Linked DNA regions of Homo sapiens: region 2 is linked to region 1. A link is an interaction called in ENCODE POLR2A ChIA-PET data of the cell type or tissue named here. Cell type or tissue: OCI-LY7. All regions are shown on one strand. Each heading gives the region's core, and the rest is flanking DNA. Links, peaks and the distances in the headings are about the cores only.

Region 1 (2,921 bases), core at 233-2,732:
TATACATATACTACAGAGAGGGTGAAAAAAGAGGAGAGAGAGGAGGAAGGGAGGGAGAGAGAAAACTCACATAAAAAAGAGGGAGGGAAAAAGGTTAACAATAGTGAACCTGAGAAAAGTGTATAAGAATTCTGTGGGCACGGCGGCTCACGCCTGTAATCCCAGCACTTTCAGAGGCCGAGACGGGCAAATCATAAGGTCAGGAGATCGAGATCATCCTGACTAACACGGTGAAATGCCATCTCTACTAAAAAAAAAAAAAAAAAAATTCTGTGTGCTATTTTTTTCTTTGCAAGTTTTTATAAGTTTGGAATTATTTGGAAATAAAATACAAAAAAAGAACTTATTTTAGACGAGATCAGGCACTTTCAGGGTGGTACAGCAGTAGACCAAAAAAAAAAAAGAACTTATTTTAAGAACAATGCCTAAGCATATTGCTACAAACATTTTATTTTTAGTATGGCATAAGTATATGAACAAAAAAAGTGAAACGATAAAGTGAATGAATAACTGATTAAGAAAGAAAGAAGCGGGGAAGAAAAGAAACAAAAACTCAAAAATTGATTTAAGCTATAGAAATTCTAAGTGCCACAGAAAATTTTGAGATATAAATTTCTCAAAATAAAAACCAGGTACTATAGTCACGGCATTTAATACAATAAAAATAATACAAACTAAATTTGCCTTTGCTTAAAAATAAGAATCAGAATATCTACTTTTTCTTTAGAAAGTAGCTTAACATTTATTTAGAATAACTGTTAGTGGAGAGAAAAAATGGCCTATTTTTGTTTATTTATATAATACTCACACAACTATTCATTGTTTCCTAGCATTGCAATACTTTGATATTTATCCTAAAGTTTCTCTATGTTCTAATGATAATTCTAAAATATAGAATTATCTATCTCTCTCTATATATATAAATATAAATTCTAAAATATAGCATTATCATTAAAAATATAGAAAGGAATCAACCGGACCACAAAAAACTAAGCCGTTCTGGATAAGCATGTGGCAATCCTCTTCTTCCTTTTTCTTTTTTTTTGGAGGTGGGTGGGAAGGTCACAGTGGTTAACATAATCAAGGAAATTTGCTAGTATATACAGAAGTCTTTGCTAAGAAATTTTCGTTTGAGATACACCAGTTACCGGCAAATCAAACAGACATAAATACCACAGTAAGCAGTCATTTATCGGGTAACCCTGTGCAGAGTTGCATGAAAGCATCCAGAGGCAGAACAAAATCCACAGCAGAGCCGCTGCTTTTCAGATAGACTGCCACTGCAGGTGCCATGGCCCAGTGCCAGAAACACAGGCAGGGGAGGGGTTACAGGCAGCTCCTGCACAGCACCACTGGGCAGAAGTTGCCTGTAATCAGAGCACTACTGAAAGCAATGGTGGTGGCAAGGTGAACTTGGTGAGCAAGCATTCCTCTGTGAATTCAATTTCTTCTTGTGAATTTCATATTGCGAGCCCATTAGCCTCACTTCTCTTCTCTAGCCATTATCATTAGCCCCTCGCAGAAACGATGACTACCAGCTGTAACTGGCAGCACACTACCATGATAATTTACACAAAGATTAAAAATGAAAAATTAAATACTGGGATTTCTAGCCATCTTTTAACTTTTTTTATTATAAAAAGTATCTCTCTCTCTTTCTTCTTCTTCTTCCCCTTCTCCTTTCCCTTCTCCTTCCCCTTCTTTTTTTTAACTTCAAACCTATAGTAACTTTGGACAAGCACTAAGTTACCATAAATGAGGTTTTGTTTATTTCTTTTTCCTGAAGTCAGTGCAACAAGGTATTTCAAAACCTTAAAGAAAGAAATTATGAAATTAAGAAATAGATGACAAAATATACACCTGGCTGGGCACGGTGGCTCACACCTGTAATCCCAGTACTTTGGGAGGCTGAGGAGGGCAGATCATTTGAGGTCAGGAGTTTAAGGAGTTTGAGACCAGCCTGACCAACATGGTGAAACCCGGTCTCTACTAAAAATACAAAAAATTAGCCAGGTGTGGTGGTGAGTGCCTGTAGTCCCAGCTACTTGGGAGGCTAAGGTAGGAGAATTGCTTGAACCTGGAAGGCAGAGGTTGCAGTGAGCTGAGATTGTGCCACTGTACTCCAGCCTGGGCGACAGAGCGAGATTCTGTCTCAAAAAAAAACACCACCCAAACCAGAAGTATTTTGAATAAAGTGTCAAATACTTACAAGGTGTAATTACTATTGATATCATGAGCAGCCACTGTGCCAAATTCATGCACCATAGAAGATTCTGAACTCCAAAGGGCCTGGCATGGGTCTTTGCAATTTAGTTATGGACATGACTGAATCTCACATGAAGAAATGTTTAATAATCAATAAAGAGAAATAATTGAAAAACTGCTCTAAAATGAATTAGATCAGCCATCTGCACAATACCATCTCAAGTAATAATTGGGAAAGAATATATAGGGGTGTTTCTGAAATGTTTCAAAGAAGATGAGAGTTCTGAGAAGAGTATTTGTAAGTTTTTAGATTATTTTGCTTTTTGAGAGCATAGTGATAAGAAGGGTAACGATGCACGCTTTAGGGTATCATTTGGCTAAAAAAGGAGTAGGGTAGGCTCATACTGCAATGATAAGAAGAACATGTGGCAGGCACTGTGGTAAGAAAAGCATGAGGAGTAACTCAAGCTAGAAGCCTAACTATTACAGGTTCCTGTGTCAGGAAGAGGGAGAAATCTGGCATTTCCCCCCACACTTTCAGCTATATCACTGAGGCTGAAGTCTATAGGGAAGAGTAACTACTATTAGACAATCCTTTTCAATTATATAGATGAGATACCCACGGGGAAGAATTTTCCAAAATTTAAAAATCATTAATATATTTTAATGAAATACTAACAATGTGGTAGAAAATCATAGAAGTTACTTACCCCAGA
Region 2 (2,921 bases), core at 145-2,644, 630 kb after region 1:
CTTGAGCAAGTGGGGAGAATACACCCGTGACTGAGGTGTTCCTGACGGGAGTTGAGCTAGAAGAGGACTAGCAGTGAAATCAATGAGTAGCTTCACTTGCTTGCCATTGGCCAGGCTCTGGGAGGTATTTTAATTTTCTTTTTCTCTGTGTTAGATGGTAGAGGAGACTCAAGACCAAGCCTGGGGCTCTTTGAAAGGTAAATAGGGGTGCTTAGAGGAGAAGGAACTAGGAGATTGAGAAAGGAGAGGCCAATGTGGTAAACAGAAAATAGGAATGTGGAGTTAGGGAAGCCAGGGGAGGAAAGTGACTCAAGAAGGAGGAAAATGATCAGGATGTGATTGTGCTTACTCATGCCCCTGGTTAGTATGATAATTGCTAATGGAAAGTTATGAGACATATCTGTACTGGTGACTGCACCTGGGAAAGAGCATGTATTTGTGCTACAGCGACATTCACATGCTGTTTTCCCCTCCACCTTTCCCCACAAAATGTTCGTTATATGTCAGGAAATTGATGACGGTACATTTATTTCCCTTAACTATATTTCTTACCTCTGCTTTAAATAACATTGAGAGATCTTACATAATTGCAAAAGTAATGCGTGTTAATTGAAGGAAGTTTGGGAAATGTAGAAAAGCTCAAAAATGAAAGAAAAAAACACACCCAAGGGGCCCGGGCGCGGTGGTTCACGCCTGTAATCCCAGCATGTTCGGGGGCAAAGGTAGGCAGATCACGAGGTCAGGAGTTTGAGACCAGCCTGGCCAACATGGTAAAAACCCATCTCTAAACAAAAGAAAAAAAAATTAGCTGGGCACAGTGGTGCGCACCCGTAGTCTCAGCTACTCAGGAGGCTGAGGCAGGAGAATCGCTTAAACCTGGGAAGCGGAGGTTGCAGTGAGCTGAGATGGCGCCACTGCACTCCAGCCTGGGCGACAGAGTGAGACTCTGTCTCAAAAAAAAAAAAAAAAAAAACCACCCATAATTGCAACACTCATTTGCTGTATGTTTGTCTTCCCACTAAATGGATGTGGATTACAGAATTGAGATTATGCCAAACATACTGTGCCCTGCTTTTTTTTCACGTAAAAATATATCATTAACATTTTCCATGTCACTTGTGGAATTTTGGGGTTTTTTTGGTTCTTTGTTTTGTTTTGTTTTGTTTTTTGAGATGGAGTCTTGCTCTGTCGCTCAGGCTGGAGTGCAGTGGTGCAATCTTGGCTCACTGCAACCTTTGCCTCCCAGGTTCAAGTGATTCTCCTGCCTCAGCCTCCTGAGTAGCTGGGACTACAAGCACCCATCACCACACCCAGCTAATTTTTGAATTTTTAGTAGAGACGAGGTTTCGCCATGTTGGCCAGGCTGGTCTCGAACCCTTGACCTCAAGTGACCCACCTGCCTTGGACTCCTAAAGTGCTAAGATTATAGGCATGAGACACTGCGTGGCCACTTGTGTTTAAATATTAATTGTATATAATATAATAACTGTATATTAATATATGACTAAACCATAATAAATCAATTTAAGCAATCTTCTGTTATTTAAATTCAAGTTTTTTCCTGATGTTTTGCTATTATAAACATCATAAAATTATGTACTAGTTACCAGCATAGCCTTTAGCACCTAACACATCTGGTGCTACTACCATGACCTACTGGCTGTGTATTTATGAGAAATTATTGAACAAATTATTGAAGTTTCAGTTTCCTCACCTATAAAACAACTATACTAAGAGTGCCAGGCATGGTGGCTCACACTTATAATTCCAGCACTTTGAGAGGTTGAGGTGGGCAGATCACTTGAGTTCAAGAGTTCAAGACCAGCTAGGGCAACATAGGGAGACCCCGTCTTTAAAATAAATACAAAAATTAGCCACTCATGGTGATGCACACCTGTAGTCCCAGCTGCTTGGGAGGGTGAGGTGGGAAGATCACTTGAGCCCAGGAGGCTGAGGCTGTAGTGAGTTGAGATGGCACCACTGCACTCCAGCCTGGATGACAGAGCAAGACCCTGTCCCCGCCCCCCTCAAAAAAGGAAAAAAAGTCTATACTAAGAATACCCATGGTGAGGATTACAGGTAAAGCACTTACCATGATACTCCAAAAGCAATTATTGCTTAATAAATGTAAGCCATTATTAGAATAATTAAGGCATGACCGTATTTTACTCTTTTTTTTTTTTTTTTTGAGACGGAGTTTCACTCTCGTCACCCAGGCTGGAGTGCAATGGCACGATCTCTGCTCACTGCAACCTCCGCCTCTCGGGTTCAAGCGATTCTCCTGCCTCAGCCTCAGCCTCCCAAGTAGCTGTGATTACAGGTGACTGCTACCATGCCCGACTAATTTTTTGTATGTTTAGTGGAGACGGGGTTTTGCCATGTTGGCCAGGCTGGTCTTGAACTCTTGAACTCAAGTAATCTGCCTGCCTAAGCCTCCCAAAGTGCTGGGATTATAGGCATGAGCCACCATGCCCGGCTGTATTTTACATTTCTTGAAAAAAATTATAAAAGTTTTTCTAGACTGGGCGCGGTGGCTTACACCTATAATCCCAGCACTTTGAAAGGCCAAGGCAGGTGGATCACTTGAGGTCAGGAGTTCGAGACCAGCCTGGCCAACATGGTGAAACCCCATCTCTACTAAAAATACAAAAATTAGCCAGCGTCGTGGCGCATGCCTGTAGTCCCAGCTACTCGAGAGGCTGAGGCAGGAGAATCGCTTGAACCCGGGAGGCGGAGTTTGCAGTGAGCTAAAATCGTGCCACTGCACTCCAGCCTAGGCAGCAGAGCGAGACTCTATCTTAAAAAAAAAAAAAAAAAAAATCCAATCAATTTATCTGTTAAGTGTTCTATTTGCCAGGTAATCTGGTTAGCCTTTGGAATGTCCATATAATCTTTGATTCAGTCGCAAATTCCATTAATTT

What was found. ChIA-PET counts read pairs that join two places held together with the same protein. Peaks named below come from ENCODE experiments on the same cell type or tissue, not always from the same donor. Only the 100,000 strongest peaks of a DNase experiment are listed, where the experiment ranks them.
Region 2: POLR2A ChIA-PET joins it to region 1 with 5 read pairs; 2 of 35 experiments call an interaction of 5 or more read pairs at or near these places.

Annotation. Positions count from the first base shown.
Region 1 is chr4:150,401,878-150,404,798 of GRCh38, forward strand. All of the region lies in intron 47 of LRBA (LPS responsive beige-like anchor protein), which reads right to left. Among named protein-coding and RNA genes, the nearest start is that of LRBA-AS1, 180 kb to the right of the region's middle. In OCI-LY7, for the core only: no CTCF peak of the experiment used is centred there; a DNase peak (open chromatin) is centred at 1,294.
Region 2 is chr4:151,031,821-151,034,741 of GRCh38, forward strand. No RefSeq gene overlaps it. Among named protein-coding and RNA genes, the nearest start is that of LRBA, 18 kb to the left of the region's middle. RefSeq lists an enhancer at 108-387. In OCI-LY7, for the core only: no CTCF peak of the experiment used is centred there; no DNase peak of the experiment used is centred there.